Linked DNA regions of Homo sapiens: region 1 is linked to region 2. Evidence: read pairs that join two places in POLR2A ChIA-PET (ENCODE). Cell type or tissue: B cell. All regions are shown on one strand. Links, peaks and the distances in the headings refer to the core of each region. The heading gives the core; the rest is flanking DNA.

What was found. ChIA-PET counts read pairs that join two places held together with the same protein. Peaks named below come from ENCODE experiments on the same cell type or tissue, not always from the same donor. Only the 100,000 strongest peaks of a DNase experiment are listed, where the experiment ranks them.
Region 1: POLR2A ChIA-PET joins it to region 2 with 13 read pairs; 3 of 35 experiments call an interaction of 5 or more read pairs at or near these places.

The regions. Positions count from the first base shown.
Region 1 is chr10:6,063,889-6,072,705 of GRCh38, forward strand. It overlaps the pseudogene RPL32P23. Among named protein-coding and RNA genes, the nearest start is that of IL2RA, 5.9 kb to the left of the region's middle. RefSeq lists silencers at 1,864-2,064, 4,733-4,822 and an enhancer at 8,505-8,554. In B cell, for the core only: no CTCF peak of the experiment used is centred there; DNase peaks (open chromatin) are centred at 4,673 and 5,453; H3K4me3 peaks cover 1,906 bases; H3K27ac peaks cover 3,187 bases.
Region 2 is chr10:5,815,146-5,823,962 of GRCh38, forward strand. No RefSeq gene overlaps it. Among named protein-coding and RNA genes, the nearest start is that of GDI2, 6.1 kb to the left of the region's middle. RefSeq lists enhancers at 2,420-2,489, 2,510-2,629, 3,728-3,777. In B cell, for the core only: no CTCF peak of the experiment used is centred there; DNase peaks (open chromatin) are centred at 2,366 and 3,986; H3K4me3 peaks cover 1,308 bases; H3K27ac peaks cover 3,882 bases.

The sequences.
Region 1 (8,817 bases), core at 2,044-7,043, 250 kb after region 2:
TTGGAGCGCAATGGCACAATCTTGGCTCACTGCAACCTCTGCCTCCCAGGTTCAAGTGATTCTCCTGCGTCAGCCTCCTGAGTAGCTAGGATTACAGGCACGCGTCACCACATCCAGCTAGTTTTTGTATTTTTAGTAGAGACGGAGTTTCACCATGTTGGTCAGGCTGGTCTCGAACTCCTGACCTTAGGCGATTCACCCACCTCGGCCTCCCAAAGTGCTGGGATTACAGGTGTGAGCCACCACGCCTGGCAATTACAAGATTTTTTTAAAGCCATATCACAAAGCCCCCACAATTTTTCTGGTAAATAAGAGGCCCAACTCTTGGTTCTGAGATGGACCATGGTTAAACAAGTCATTGAACTGGCTTTTCTGGTTCACCTTACGGATGAACGCTCTGTCGTCGTTTGCTGATGCTGAGGTTTCCAGTTGATGCTGCATGGCACGATGCAGGGATGTGAGAAGAAGTTGGGGGTGCAAAAGCAGACCCATTTTGTCACGGATTGCCCAGGATCTCATACTGAAGCTGTAGCAAAGCTTTTGCCCTTAATGAGTTTACAGGTGAAATGGAAAGACACTTGAGTGTCCCTTCCTCCAGGAGGCCTTTTCCAGTCCTTTCTACTCCATCATAACACCTGCCGTGCTGCATTGCAATTCACTGTTTATATCTCTTTCTTTCTTCTAGTTGCTGTTAATCTTTTTTGGATTAAAAACTCTTTTTTGTTTTTAATTTAAGTTCCAGGATACATGTGTAGAACGTGCAGGTTGGTTACATAGGTATAAGTGCGCCATGGTGGTCTGCTGCACCTACTCACCTGTCTTCTAAGTTCCCTCCCCTCACACCCCACCCCCCACCCTGCAGCAGGCCCTGGCGTGTGATGTTCCCCTCCCTATGTCTATGTGCTGTCATTGTTCAACTCCCACTTATGAGTGAGAACATGCGGCATTTGGTTTTCTGTTCCTGTGTTAGTTTGCTGAGGATAATGGCTTCCAGCTTCATCCATGTCCCTGCCAAGGACATGATCTCATTCCTTTTCATGGCTGCATAGTATTCCATGGTGTATATGTATCACATTTTCTTTATCTAGTCTCATTGATGGGCATTTCAGTTGGTTCCATTTTGCTATTGTAAATAGTGCTGCAATAAACATACGGGTGCATGTGACTTTATAGTAGAATGATTTCTATTCCTTTGGGTATATACCCAGTAATAGGATTGCTGGGTCAAATGGTATTTCTGATTTTAGATGCTTGAGGAATCGCCATACTGTCTTCCACAATGGTAAAAACTCTTTTCTTAATTTGATAGAACCTTTGGTTTCCCTCCTTGGAAAAAATGCACATCAGCACATACTCTGGATAAATCCGTAGGAAGTTTCAGGAGCATTATGGGCAGTTTGTTTTGTTTTGCTCTGTTTTGTTTGAGATGGGGTTTCTGGAGTGCAGTGTTGCCATCTCAACTCACTGCAGCCTCTACCTCCTTGACTCAAGTGATCCTCCCACTTCAGCCTCTCAAGTAACTGGGACCACAGGCATGCACCACCAGGCCTGGCTAATTTTTTTTGTAATTTTTGTAGAGATGGGGTTTTGTCATGTTGCCCAGGCTGGTCTCAGACTCCTGGACTCAAGCGATCCTCCCACCTCAGCCCTGCAGAGTACTGGGATTACAAGTGTGAGCCACCACACCCAGCGGTTGTGGGCACTCTGAACTTCAAAGGTCCAAGGATCTCAGGTTAAGGTGTCAAACTGTGGGCCTCTAGAGGATAGCCCTATGTCCAGTTTATCTGTGAACTTACGTCACCTAACAAAGTGCATAACACATATGGGTGTCCAACCACTATGTATGAAGCCACATGTGCATACAAATATAACTAGCATATACTAAAGCAGTTTCAGACAAATTCTTTGTGAGGCAAATTCAAAGTTTTGTTTCAAACCTGCTGCAAGGAGGTAATTTCCAATAAGTCCGGTTCAAAGATTTCTTTCCTAGTAGAGGGTTTTTTTTTTTTTTTTTTTTTTTGAGGAAAGTTATCTAGATAACATTGGTAGATTAAGTTCAAGAAAGGAACAAGTTCAAGAAAGGAACATTTGGTTAAAAGTAACTAGGTTCATCCAGGGACAGCCGGTCAACAGTGCAAGCTGAGTCTCACTTCATCAGGAAATTGCTCAATTCTATTATCAGAAATGTTTGGTACTTCCTAGAAGAAACTGCTCAGAACAGCGGACAACAAATTTCTGACCTAGACTGCCTTCCCTTAGGTTTAAGACCACTTTCTTTCTAGACGTACAGTGGGGTGAATACTAATGATTATGGTAAGAAGAGCAATTGAAATGTAGGAGGGAAAAGTTGTTGAGCTGATGTGATCAGGAAAGGCCCACGTATTGTCCTTGAAGGATGGATACGGCCTTGGTAGGTGGTTCCTGAGGAAGCAGAGTGTGGTCCATAGTTAACCAGAAGTAGAGAGGGGTAGAAGCTAAGGGCAGAAATATCAGCTGGATTCAGAGTCAGGTGGACCTCGAAAAACAGAATAAGATCTATGGACTTCAGCCACTGAAGCTGTCTAACCCAGGCGGGACATAGCCAAGTGATGTGATGATGAGGCCGAGCTGGTGTGGTGTGCAGGGAAGATTGAGGCATAGAGATGCTGAAATACTCTTCAGGAAGGAAATCATAAGGACTGGAGGAAGGTGAAATAAATTGGAATGGCAAGGAGGCTTGATGCCAGAATATCAGGCAAAGGGAAAATGCAGTTGGTAATGCCTGGATGTGGGGCAAGAAGCGGGGAACAGAATTTGTGAGCTTTGGCGAGGAGAAAATTCACTGATTTGAGCTCATCAAATGGATTGGCGAAATTCAAGTGTGTGAGGCTGAGGTTAGGGGATGGCAGAGAGGCAGTAGCATTTGTGAACAGGAGTTAGTTGTTCACTTGGGTTGTTCTCTTGTTCCTACAATGTTGGACAGTCCTTGAAGACAGCATTTATTATCCAGACAACTCTAAAGCTTGACTTGCCACCCCCCTAGCCCCAACCACAAGAACGAGTTTTCAGCTTGCAACAAAAATCATTTCTGTTTATTAGAGTCTAGATTGGGGAGCAGGGGCAAAGAGTAGAGGAAAAAAGGGGAGAGGTGGTGAGGAATCAATCACCTTTCATTTTCCTTTACTTACCCTTGGGGCTTGTTAACGGTCACTTCCACAATGCCCATAGAACCGGCCGAGCACGATGGCTCACGCCTGTTATCCCAGCACTTTGGGAGGCCGAGGCAGGCAGATCACCTGAGGTCAGGAGTTTGAGACCAGCCTGGCCAACATGGTGAAACCCTGTCTCTACTAAAAATACAAAAATTTGCCGGGCTTGGTGGCACATGCCTGTAATTCCAGCTACTTGGGAGGCTAAGGCAGGAGACTTGCTTGAACCTAGGAGGTGGAGATTGCAGTGAGCCAAGATCACACCGCTGCACGCCAGCCTGGGGGACAAGGGCAAAAGTCTGTCTCAAAAAAAAAAAATGCCTGTAGAACCAAGTGGCACAGATGCCCGTATGAAATGAATAACCATGAATAATTGAATGCAGAAAAAAAAAGGAAGGAGGAAGGATGGGATAAGGAAGAAGGTAGGAGAGAAGTGAACGCAGAGGGAAATGGTGAGCCCCACTTGGTGATGGGCACCATAGCTTGCTCACTTTGACTGTTGAGGACGTGTCACTCTGGAGACTACAGGCTGCCAAGAGGACCTCTGTGCTGAATCCCGTAAGGACTGTTTTCAGGGATTAAAACACTGGTGCTCTGAGGCTCACTTGGTGTGGTGGTATAACATGCAAATGAGAGGTGCCCAGGGCAAGAAAACTTGCTCTATAGAATAAAAGAAATGCTGGCCGATTAGGGAGAAGTCATGCTGAGGAGAGTGGCAGAGAAAGGACCCAGAGTGGGAAGAGCAGGGCAGCTCTGGAGAAATAATAAAGAGCTTGGAAGAAAATTTTAAAATCATTTGAAGATAAGAGTTTGCAATATGCTTTGCAATGTTAACTCTTCTCCCCAACAGCCCACAAAAATCTTGAGTAAAATTCCCATTTTGTCTTCATGCATTTTGGAGTTGAACGAGCTTTGAGGACATTTGAAACATGGAGCATGACTTCCTCTGTGAGCCAGGACTAGTGGGAAGCCTGTTTAGTCCACGAATAATGGGGTTTCTCCCATTTTCCTCCTGTTGCTGTCCTCTTGACTGGTTCATTGTTTACCAGCATATCTGCCAGGGGAGCACAAGGAAAGGAAAAGGTGAAGCTGAGCGTGGTGGCGCATGCCTATAGTCCCAGCTACTCAGGAGGCCAAGACGTTGAGGTTCGCTTGACCCCAGGAGGTCAAGGCTGCAATGAGCTATGATTGCACCACTGCACTCCAGCCAGGGCCACAGAGCAAGACCTCGCCTCTAAAAAAAAAAAAAAAAAAAAGAAAAAGGAGGGAGTGGGGGAAAGGAAAAGCTGAAACCCAGATCAAAGAATTTCACCTCTGTCACATAATCCATCAATAAACGTTGACTGCAATTAATCAAAGAATTATGCTAGAACCTGTGAGGAGAGCCAAGAAGCTAAAACATAGCCCTGCACTGAGGACGCTCACAGTCTCCTCAAAGAGGAAAAGAAATGGGCCCTCAAAAGGGGAAGTGACCGCTCACGTCTGCAGGGATCCGTTCAGCAATCAGGCCTGCCCTGCACTATACGCTGGCACCACATGAAAGCAGCCTCACTCTCTCATCTTAGACTTTCTTTTCTCTAGAGGAGTGATGTGCTGAGCTGTGGTCTCAGAGCCAAAATCCGAACAGGAGATAACCCTTTGCTTTCTGGGAGCGTGGCAGTGGAAGGACTGAAGCGGTTGCAGAGAGCCTGCTGTTTATGTACTGGATGTTCTTGTTAGGCTTAGTAGGAGGTCATTTTCCCAGGCCTGTGGTGTCCCCCAGGATTTTCTCTCCTTTATCTTGTACACACGGACCTGAAATGTCCACATGAGGTCCCACAAATTACATTTTACTTCGCTCATGCACTCTTGGGTGCACCCTTTAGTATAATTCAATTCAGTGCATATCAACGTAGGATCCAGGAATGGGGAGCTCTGCCCAGGCTCTGGGAGAAGCAAAAACAAACAAAGAAGGGTTTTTGCTCCCCAAGAGCCAGTGATCCACCTGTGGGAATTTGGATTGGAAGCAGAAAGCCCCCAGTTAATTGCAAGCACATCTGTCAAAGTGATAATCCCATCAAAAGCAAATGAACCATTGCAGGATAGCCTGGAGCACGAGGGCCTTCCATCTTTGCTTGTTAAGTGGATGGCGGTTGGATAGATGTTGCTGAGATCGGTGCCTCCCATGGCCGAGAGGCAGGCAAGACACTTCAGATTCTGCCCCAGTTGGCACTATGCAAACAGGGTTATTTCTCTCAAACTGGTATTGAAAGAATGCTGCTGCTAATTCTACGAAATCTACAGGTGCATCCTGTTATTGCGGCACTGAGTTGAATTTCTGCAGTTTGTAATTTCCACCAGATTCTACTAGACAAGGGCACAGGGGTCCCGTGGAAAACCAAAATCCACTATGAATCAAATAACCCAACTCTACTCAAATGTCTAGTTCCCAAGCCACTGTTGACTTGTGGGTTGTGCCACCCAGAAAACACTGGGAGAGAACAGTTGGTTTGTATGAATCATGAACTGAGTCCTCCGTCCCTAACAATTGAAAACTGACTTTGTTAACATTTTGTGGCTTGTGGTGACCAGTGCTGTTGGGTCCCACAGATGTTGTCAGAGGGTCCTCTTTCCATTTGAGTGGAGGACGTGTTTCCTGGGGGGATAGCAGCAAAGCTCCCTGGCCACTTCTGTCATGATTTTAGTTCAGGGATGGATAATAGAGTTTATCTCTCAAGCCAGCACTGATGAGTTACCAATGGCGGCCCAGGACAAGGATTCCAAACCCCCTTTGGAGCTCAGTGGTCTGTGGTCTTTGCAGGGAGGTGAAGGCATGCTTGTGTCACATTTTGTCTAGACGTCTGTACAGCTTTTCAGCTGGCTTCCCTCACTCAAATGTGTCTCTCCACTCCACCATTCTTACCCATTGCTTCCAGTTTAATCTTTTTTTTTTTTGACTGAGTCTTGCTCTGTCGCCCACTGGAATGCAGTGGTGCAATCTTGGCTCACTGCAACCTCTGCCTCCCAGGTTCATGTGATTCTCCTGCTTCAGCCTCCCAAGTAGCTGAGATTACAGGCACCCACCACCATGCCCGGCTAATTTTTTTTTTCAGTAGAGATGGGGCTTCACCACGTTGGCCAGGCTGATCTCAAACTCCTGACCTCAGGTGATCTGCCCACTTCGCCTCCCAAAGTGCTGGGATCACAGGCGTGAGCCACCGTGCCCAGCCCCAATTTAATCTTCTGGAAGAATACTTTTCCCTTATCTACAACGTAACATTTTAGGAGTGTCCATAATGTCTTTGAAATTAAGCCCACATTTCTTAGCCCGGTATTCAAAATCCTTCATAACCTGCCCTGGCCTATCTCTTCAGTATTAATTCTTCGCTATCCTTCATGCTGTCTTTGCCACAAAAATGTTCCCAAGCAGACCAGAGAACAAAATAAAAATCATCAACTGCTCACTGTTCCTGCAACACCGCCTCCTCTTTTCTTGGTTTCCTCTGTTAAATCCATAAGCCCAAAGCTCACTCACTCCTTAACACCCAGCTCCAGTGCTACCCTGCTGAAGGAAGTCTCACCGCATCCCTCCCTCTGGAAGTGCTCCCCCTCCTCTGGGCTGTTCCCTTATCTGCATCTTAGGAATATTGAAAGGAATCACTAGCACTGACTAGGCCCTTACTACATGGCAAGCACTGTGCTGAGAATGTTGCATGTCTCTGCCGCTGACTTCTCACAGCAATCTGGCGGGGCCGGCATGCCATCACTATTTCCATGTTACAAGTGCAGGCATTGCATCTCATTGTGGTTGTGAAACACCCACACTCACATAATTCGTCAGGAGTGGTGTCATGTCTAGGTCCCAGGTCTGTCTAACCCTTACACATGCCACAAGCCCATCACTCTCAGGGCATTTACCAATTGAAAACTGCCTTGTAGCTCTCTGGAGACACGGCTGATCATTCCAATGAGGCTCTATGCATCTTTAGAGAGAGGATATGCCTCTAGGTCGCCTTCTTATTCCTAGTGCTGAGTTCAGTACTTAGCATGGAATTAATGCTCAGTCGTTAAGCATTGAATGAATGACTGTATGCAGAACCTTTTTAGAGCTCTGGATTTGGGAAACACAGTTAATAAGGCATCAGCCTTCACTGTATTTCATCAGGCTTTTACTTTGTGGAATTGGGTTTGAGAAAAAAAAAATCACTCAGTTGTGGCCCAAGTCTAGAGTCCACAATTATGCAATATGTTATGAAGGGTTTGATGGAAACCTTCAAGTGTCCGTAGGGAGAATGGTCAGTACATTCAACCATGAATTCAAGGACTAGTATGTGATCGGCCTGCTGATGTAAATTCCTCCTCCTCCTCCCTCCTCCTTCCTCTTCCTCCACTTCCTCCTTCTTTCTTTTTTTTGTTTTTTAATTTAAAAACAAATAAAACGTGCACATGAGCAGTCTAATCCTTTTCTTTGCTGCACAGCTTGGCACTGGGATTGGTGACTCCAATGGGCAGCTGGGCCACTGTTTCCAGGATGGCTTTGCAGTTCTTGGGGGCAACATTGAGGGCAGTCTCAGCACACTGAGATGTGTTGCACCTCAGCAGGACCTCCGGCTTCTTGACGGGGTGGACCAGGAGCTTCTGGAAGCCGCTGGGCAGCATGTACTCTGCTGCTCCCATAACCTGTGCCAGGCATCAAAATTAGGCCCTTGATTCTTCTACCAACCCTGTTGTCAAGAGGAGTTGTTGATGCCTCTGCATTTCTGCCAGTTATGCTAATTTTGGGATATTGGCCTGACTGGTACTGGATGAACTTCTTGTCCTCTTTATGAGGATCTTGGTCATCATGAGGGGTCCTAGTGCAGCCACAGTGCTGAGTAGGAGAGGAAGACAAGGGGAGGCTGTGTGAAGGGCTGAGGGGACGTGGGCTCTGTCAACTTCTTCTTTTGGGAGCATCGAGTGCTCTCTGAAATGCACTCGCCTCTCCCTAAGAGCGGAAGTGGGCTGGGTGTGGGGGCTCACACCTGTAATCCCAGCACTTTGGGAAGCTAAGGCAGGAGGATTGCTTGGGACCAGGAATTTGAGACCAGCCTAGGCAACATAGTGAGACCAGATTCTCTAGAAAAAAATTAAAAATTAGCTGGGTGTGTTGGTGCGTGCCAGTAGTCCCGGCTACTCAGCAGGCTGAGGTGGCAGGATCCTTGAGCCTGGAAGGTTGAGGCTGCAGTGAGCTACCGATTGTGCCACTGCACTCCAGCCTAGGCACAGAGCGAGACCGTGTCTCTACAATTAAAACAAACAAAAAAGAGCAGACCAGCTTCTGGGAACTGAAGGGGGTACCTTTGTCTTCTGAGTGCATGAGCAAGAGAGCGTGAGGAAGAAAATACAGTATCTTGTTTATTTTAGTTTCTAAACAACTTCACCCTCATCCATAAAGACCCACAGTTTCCCCCAGAAACTTCTGTCAGAGCTTGAGAAAATAAAAACAAAGACCAAAAACAAAGCAGGGACTTCCTGGGTAATGAAGCCAGAGGATTATTTCATAACAAGCATACTTTTTTCATGTGACATCTGGAGGGTTAAGTTAGAACAGAGAAGCCAGCCACCTGCCAAGAAGGTCTGAAGAACCCAGAAGCGACATTAGCAAGGGGTT
Region 2 (8,817 bases), core at 2,019-7,018:
GAGTTGTGAGAAACTTGAAGACACTGAGATAAGGGAATTGAATTTAAGGCTAATAAGGATCCCTTCCTTACTTAACACTGAAGTTCATTTTAGTTCACAGTACAGGCCCTATGGCCCAACAGAAGGACAATAACAATCAAACCTGGACTAAGCCTTAACGGACTGAGTGCATCTAAAATGTTGTACCTGAGCCAGGCACAGTGCTTCACACCTGTAATCCTAACACTTTGGGAGGCTGAGATGGGAGGATCACTTGGGGCCAGGAGTGGGAGATGGGAGAATCACTTGGGACCAGCCTGTGCTGTAGAGCCTAGGTAACAGAGACACTGTCCCTATAAAAAAAATTAGCTGGAGGCCGGGCACGGTGATTGATGCCTGTAATCCCAGCACTTTGGGAGGCTGAGGTAGGCGGATCACAAGGTCAGGAGTTTGGAGTTTGAGACCAGCCTGGCCAATATGGTGAAACCCCATCTCTACTAAAAATACAAAAATTAGCCGGGCATGGTGGCACGTGCCTGTAGTCCCAGCTACCCGGGAAGCTGAGGCAGAGCAATCGCTTGAACCCGGGAGACGGAGGCTGAAGTGAGCCGAGATCGCGCCACTCCACTCCCGCCTGGGCAACAGAGTGAGACTCCGTCTCAAAAAAAAAAAAAAAAAAACTGGGCAGGCTGGGTGCAGTGGCTCACGCTTGTAATCCCAGCACTTTGGGAGGCCAAGGCGGGTGAATCACGAGGTCAGGAGTTCAAGACCAACCCGTCCCAAGATGGTGAAACCCCGTCTCTACGAAAACTACAAAAATTAGTTGGGCGTGGTGTCAGGCGTCTGTAATCCCAGCTACTCAGGAGTCTGAGGCAGAGAATTGCTTGAACCCAGGAGGCAGAGGTTGCAGTGAGCCAAGATCGTGCCACTGCACTCCAGCTTGGGTGACAAAGCGAGACTCAGTCTCAAAAAAAAAATCAGCTGGGCATGGTGGCATGAGCCTGCAGTCCTGGCTACTCAGGAGGCTGAGCTGGGAGGATCACTTGAGCCCAGGAAGGTCAAGCCATGATGATGCCACTGCACTCTAGCCTGGGCAACAGAGCAAAACCCTGTCTCAAAAAAAGAAAATTCTGTGCTTTTCTTGGATCTTCCACCCCACCCATTCCAGTTGCAAGGGAACTTGTAGATGACAAATACTGCTTAAGGTGAAGAGGCTTGAAAGCCACTAATTGGTTGAGTTGATCTCATGCCACAGATGGTAGTTCCTGCTACAGTGAAACCTTAGGTTTAGGGGAAGTAGGTTGGTTGGTGAAGATGAGTGGTAAACATCAATCTTTATTTTTAATTTTATTTTTTGGTGCCAAAACCCAAGATCAAACCAGGACACCATCAATCTTTAAAATATTTCAAATCTTGAAATCAGCCAGGTGTGGTGGCACATGCCTGTAGTCCCAGCTACTCGGGAGACAGGCAGGAGAATCAGTGGAACCCGAGAGGCTGAGGTTGCAGTCAGCCAAGATCGCGCCACTACACTCCAGCCTGAGTGACAGAGCCAGACTCCGTCTCAAAAAAAAAATAAAATAAAATATTTCAAACCTTTATGCAAAGCAGGAATCCATGGAGTCTTATTTATACTTGGGTACATGGGAATAATTGTTTGCTGATCTGTTTTTACTAAGCATCCATCTGCCCTTTGAAAAGGAGAGATTTAATCTAAGGAAAGAAAATGAGAGCGAACCTCAGCCCAGACCATCTTTTTCTCTCCTGCATCACTGTGGCAGTTTCTCAACAGGCTTTTTTCCCTCTCTTTTTCCTCTTCTCCTATCTGTTCTGTCCATTATCTTCTAAAAACACGCATCAGATCATGTTCAGGCTTCTGTATATCTTTTGTACTTAGAATACATTGTAGATCCTAGCCAGGCATGGTGGCTAACGCCTGTAATCCCAGTGCTTTGGGAGGCTGAGGCAGATCACCTGAGGTCAGGAGTTCGAGACCAGCCTGACCAACATGGTGAAACCCCGTCTCTACTAAAAATACAAAAATTAGCCTGGTGTGGTGGTGCACATCTGTAATTCCAGCTACTCAGGAGGCTGAGGCAGGAGAATTGCTGGAACCTGGGAGGCAGAGGTTGCAGTGAGCCAAGATGGCGCCACTGCACTCCAGCCCGGGAGACAGAGCAAGACTCCATCTCAAAAAAAAAAAAAAAAAAAAAAGGGATACATTGTAAATCCTTAAATATGACCTAATACCTTAATCTAGCCTCTGTATGTCTCTCCAACTCTATTTTTTAGTGCTCCTTGGCTCCTTGATCATTAAACCCCAAACATGCATGTGTTTCGGTTCCTAGAATCTGGTCAAGCTTTCAACCACCCGAGGGCCTTTGTACTCTTGGTTCCATGGCTACCACCCCTCACTTCCCCCTGCACTTCTTCATACAGCTAACTTTTTCCACTTCCTTAGGTCTCAGCTTTCCCCTCAACCATCATTCTCTATCAGTACCCTGCTTGTTTCTCACTGCTCTTATTAGAGGGGGTAATTATTTTCTTCACTTGTTCTTTGCTTTTCAAATTGGATGTAAACTCCATAGGGGCAGGGATATGAAGCCTGGACAGCCAGTAAAGGGCTGAGCAACTAGTAGAGGATGAGTAAATATTTGACAAATGAATAGGGGACTTGGAAGTTGAGCCCTAGATCAACAAGGACTGAATATGATGATATTGGTACTAGTTTCCTTTTTTCTTTTTTAAGACAGGGTCTCACTCTGTTGCCCAGGCCAGAGTGCAGTGGCACAACCATAGCTCTGTGCAGCCTCAGCCTCCCGGGCTGAAGTGATCCTCCCTCCGCAGCCTCCTGAGTAGCTAGGAGTACAGGCATGTGCCCACCATGCTCAGCTAATTTTTGTATTTTTGGTAGAGATGGAGTGTCACCTTGTTGCCCAGACTAGTCTTGAATTCCTGGGCTCAAGCAGTCTGCCCACCACAACCTCCGTAGGTGCTGTGGTTACTGGTGTGAGCCACCACGCCAGGCCCCAGTTCCTCTTGATACTTTGGAGAAATACAACTTTTCTTCTAGGAAGAGATATTAAAACTAATATTTTAAAGAGTCTTAGAGATAGGTATCTATAAAACATAAACCTGTGTAAAACCTGGATAGCTAATGCTGCAGAGGGAACATAGTGGGATCTCTAGAAAGGAATTTTAATATAGTTCCAAAAATATATATTTCCTAGCTTATGATCATTCACCCAGAACCATCCCCTAAAAACTGTTTGTCTGCTCCCAGTCTTTATTTTATTTATTTATTTATTTATTTTTGAGACAGAGTTTTTCTCTTGTCGCCCAGGATGGAGTGCAATGGCAGGATCTTGGCTCACTGCAACCTCCGCTTCCCGGGTTCAAGTGATTCTTCTGCCTCAGCCTCCCGAGTAGCTGGGATTACAGGCGCCAGCTACCATGGCCAGCTAATTTTTATATTTTTAGTAGAGACAGGATTTCACCATGTTGTCCAGGCTGGTCTTGAACTCCTGGCCTCAAGTGATCCGCCCACCTCAGCCTCCCAGAGTGCTGGCATTACAGGTGGGAGCACAGCACCCAGCCCTACTTCCAGTCTTTATTTCTGCTCAAACCAGAATTCTAGATATCATCCTTGGTTCTGCTGTCTCTCTCTCCTTCCACATCTATTCTGGTTTTCTATTCTAGTGTACAAACCACCCCCAAAATTTAGTGGCTTAAGTTGAAAAAAAAAATAGCAGCTTAAAAAAAAAACATATTATTATCTCTTACGGATCGAATGGGTCACCCAGGTGGTAATTGCCTGGGCTTTCAGATGGCTTCAGTTAGTGGCTGGGCTGCAGTCATCTGAAGGTTTTACTGGACTGGACATCCAAGATGGCACAACCACGTGGCTGACAGCTGAGGCTGGCCATCGGCTGGGAGCTCAGCTGGGGCTGTCAACCAGAGCAGCTATGCGTGGCCTCTCTGTTTGGCTTGCACTTCTCAGAGTGGTTGTGTTGAAAGAAACAAGAAGTGGAAGTTGCTTGTCTCTTAAGGCCTGGGCCCAGAAACTGGCCCAGAGTCACTTCTGTCTTGTTCTGTTTGTCAGTGCAATCACAGAGCACACCAAAATTCAGATGGAAGAACTGTAGAGCCTGTCTCTCCGTTGGAAGAGTATTAATAAATTGGTAGCCATCTTTTTTTTTTTTTGAGATGGAGTCTTGCTCTGTTGTCCAGGTTGGAGTGCAGTGGCACAATCTCGGCTCACTGCAACCTCCTTCTCCCAAGTTCAAGCAATTCTCGTGCCTCAGCCTCCTGAGTAGCTGGGATTACAGGCACACACCACCACACCCAGCTAATGTTTATATTTTTAGTAGAGATGGGGTTTCACCATGTTGGCCAGGCTGGTCTCAAACTCCTAACCTCAAGTGATCTGCCAGCCGCAGCCTCCCAAAGTGGTGAGATTACAGGCGTGAGCCACCATGTCCAGTGGTAGCCATCTTTAATCTGCCACAGTACCCCATTAAATTTTGGCCATTCCACCTCATAAAAATCCTTCCAGTCCCTTCTCTTCAACCTCACTGCCACAACCCGAGTGCAGACCAGCAAGTTCTCTCCTAGATCCTGGCCCCAGCTTCCTATTGGGACATTTGGTGTTCAGTTCAGGTGGCTCAAACCTGTTCTCTGTATTATAGCTCAAGTGATCTTTATAAAAATCAAAAGTGACCAAGTTGACCATGTCTTTAAGATCTTTCATGGGTCTCCACTGCTGTTAGGATAAAGTCCATACACCTGGTCGTTTCCTAACATGAACTTGAGTGAATTACCTATTCCACCAAATCTCTCACTGCAACCCTCTTCCACCCCTCACCATGTTCATTTTTTTCTTTTTCTTTTTTTTGAGATGGGGTTTCACTATGTTTTCCAGGCTGGCCTTGAACTCCTGGGCTTAAGTGATCCTCCCACCTCAGCCTCCCAAGTAGCTGGAACTACTCATCATAGTTTCTGATTCAGTTGCTGTATTAGTCAGCATCCAGTCAGAAAGACATGAACTACTTTAAGTATTTTACACAGAGATAATGTAGGGAATTGATTTCAAAACTGTTGAAAGAGCTGGAGTGGCAAAAAATAACATTGCCCACAGATGTAGAACTACCTGAAACTCTAGGCTGAAGCAAGAGGGAAACTGCTGTTGCCCTGCGCTTGTGTTTCCCAATGATTTGTGCTGCTGAGGCCAGTGGAACCTGAAGTCATCCACCACCATTACTGCCACTGCCAGAGTCCTTCTGTCTCTGAAGCTACTGAAGTGACTCCTGCCACAGCTATTGCTGGGCCCCGGGGTCCCCACTCATTGGGGTGGCTACTACCACTGGTGGCAGTGCCACCAAAGCAGGGGACTTAGTGTCTCTCCTCCTCCTGGCTCCAGTCTTCCACCAGTACCTTCCATTGGCAGCACCTAGCCAGAAGCCAGTTAGCAAAGGGATCTGGGAAATGTGTTTTGCAGGCTCTCAGTCCCAGATATACAGACGAAACCAAGAATGGAGCTGGGAACTAACAGACCAATGACTGGCTGGGCTACACCAAACATTTCTGTGTTCCATGCACCTGCCATGCTCTTTCCCTTCTGCATGCTTTTCCCCTCTGTCTGGAATGTACCCACCCCTGCCCCCATCCTTCGGGTGGGCCTTGCTTTCTCCTACTTGCTTGAAGTCTCAGTATACATGTCACAGCCCCCAGGGATCTTTCCTGGATCCCCTAATCTGGATGAAATTCCTTTATGCCGGGTTCCCATAGTATTCTCTTACCATGTATCACCCTGGCTTGTAACTGGGTGTTTGCTGCTCTGGGGTAGAACTCTACATTATTCATCTTTTTTTTTTTTTCCATCACCATCTAGCTCAGAGTAGGCAGTTAATAAGTATTTAGTGGGCCGGAAACAGTAGCTCACACCTGCAATCCCAGCACTTTCAGAGGCCAAGGCAGGCAGATCACCTGAGGTCAGGAATTTGAGACCGGCCTGGCCAATAGGGTGAAACCCCATCTCTACTAAAAATACAAAAAATTACTCAGGTGCAGTGGTGTACCCCTGTAGTCTCAGCTACTTGAGAGGCTGAGGCACGAGAATCGCTTGAACCCAGGAGGCGGAGGTTGCAGTGAACCAAGATCGTGCCACTGCACTCCAGCCTGGGTGACAGAGCAAGACTCTGTCTCAAAAAAAAAAAAAAAAAAAAAAAGAAAAAGAAAAAGAAAAAGTATTTAATGCAGGGGTTCCTAACTCGAGTATAATTGTACTGGATGGGCATTATTTTCAGAGACAGGCTCCATTGTCCCAAAAGGGTCAATGACTCCGAAATGATTAAGAAAACATACATGTAGACAAATGAATTCATTCACAATATTTCTTCAATTTAGATAAAGGAAAAAATAACTTGTGGGAAAAAATTGAGTATCAAAGACCATTTCCAGGAGTTGCTCTGAACCTATTCTGGTTCAGGAGGCTGCCTGATAAATTTTTTTACACTTGAATTTTTTTTTTTTTAAAGACCATTTCCAGTGGCTTGCAGTTCTAGTCCACTTATGTTGTTATGAAGGAACACCTGAAGCTGGGTAATTTATAAAGAAAAGAGGTTTATTTGGCTCATGGTTCTACAGGCTGTACAAGAAACATGGCACCAGCATTTGCTTCTGGTGAAGCCTCAGGAAGCTTCCACTCCTGGGAGAAGGCAAAGGGGTGCCATGTGCAGAGATCACATAGTGAGAGAGGAAGGAAGGGAAAGACAAAGGTGCCAGTCTCTTTTCAACAACCAGTTCTTGCAGGAACTAATAACAAGAACTCATTCATGATCGTGAGGACGGCCCTGAGACATGCATGATGGATCTGTTCCCACAATCCAAAAACACCTCCCACCAGGCCCCACTTCCAACACTGGGGACCAAATTTCCACATGAGATTTGGAGGGGACAAATATCCAAACTATATTATTTGCCATAGAACACAACGTTTATTGAATTTCTGTACGTGGGGGAATGAAATCAGCACCTAACCTGATATACACATGGAAATAGAAAATACAATTCCAATAGAAATCACTTGGAAGTGTGTAATTAGTAGCAGCTCTGTGAGGCGCTTTGTATAGAAGGACTCGGAGTTGGTGGCATTGAGTGGGGCTTGTGCATAGTGGCAGAGCAAGTCAGCCAGGTGTCCTGATTCCCAAAAGGCTGGTAAGCATGGTGCAGGCATGTCTTACATGCATTTGCTCTTCAAAAAGCTTCAACTCATTCTAGCACGACTATCATGGATAAGCAATGACCACTGACTATTTCATTTAATTTCTTTGTATCATCTTAAAGACTAGAGTGATCTCTAAGCTGCCCAGGCCTTAGTGTTTCTTAGGTCACTTTAGTCATTCACTTGAATACTTCTTGTGTTAATTAAAGTGATTTTGGGCCAGGCGCCGTGGTTCACGCCTGTAATCCCAGCATTCTGGGAGGCCAAGGTGGGCAGATCACCTGAGGTCAGGAATTCAAGACCAACCTGGCTAACATGGTGAAACCCCGTCTCTACTAAAAATACAAAAATTAGGCCTGCATGGTGGCGGGCGCCTGTAGTCCTAGCCACTCGGAAGGCTGAGGCAGGAGAATCACTTGAACCCAGGAGGTGGAGGTTGCAGTGAGCTGAGATCATGCCACTGCACTCCAGCCTGGGCGACAGAACAAGACTCCGTCTCTAAATAAACAAACAAACAAATAAATAGATAAATAAAGTGATTTTGATTACAAGTTAACTAAAACCACATCCAGCTATCTTAGGTATAAAGGACAATTTATTAGAAGAATAAAGGGGCAAAAATGTAGTCCGGTCTCTGGAAGGAACTGGAATCAGGCACTAGAAAACTCGCTGTGTCTAAGCTCAGCCCCTCTGTGCAACTTCTTGATTTTTTTCTCTCTCTATGGTTGACTTTGTTGGCTTCCCTTGCTCAAACCTAGAGCTCAAACCTAGAGCCAAGTCTCTCAGCCTCACACAATTGACATTTTAGGCCAGGTCATTCTTTGTCGTGGGGCTGTCCTGCGCATTGTAGGGTGTTTAGCAGCACCTCTGGCCTCTACCCACTGGATGCCAGTAGCAGCCACTCTACTTCACCTCCAAGTCGTGAAAATCGTCATGGCTCCAGACATTGCCAGTGTCCCCTGTGGGCAAAAATTGCCTTTGGTGGAGAACCACTGAGCTAGACTAGCTTGGTTTTCATCATTCAGTATCAAATTTCCAGAGGAGATAATCTGATTGGCCCAACTTGGGGCCTGCATCCAACTTGATTCAATTAATCAGTCCGGTATTAACAGTATTATGTGACAGAAATATGGCTGCCGGAAATCCACGCCTGTGGAAAGGATGGACAGATACCCTAATACAGGTGTCAGTTCCATGTCCTTAATCCTAGACATGAAGCTTTCTATCCTGATTCTATGTACCCTGACTCTTGGGTGGTTTAGGGGACATTTTCCCAGAGATGTATTTAGGATATCTACATACCTTTAAAAAAATTTAATCCAGGCCAGACATGGTGGCTCATGCCTGCAATCCCAGCACTTTAGAAGGCCGAGGTGGGTGGGTCACTTGAGGTCAGGAGTTCGAAATCAGCCTGGCCAACATGGTGAAACCCCGTCTCTACCAAAAATACAAACATTAGCCGGGCTTTGTGGTGAGTGCCTGTAATCCCAGTTACTCGGGACGCTGAGGCAGGAGAATTGAGAATTGCTTGAGTCCAGGAGGTGGAGGTTGCAGTGAGTACAGATCCTGCCACTGCACTCCAGCCTGGGCAACAGGACGAGACTCTGTCTCAAAAA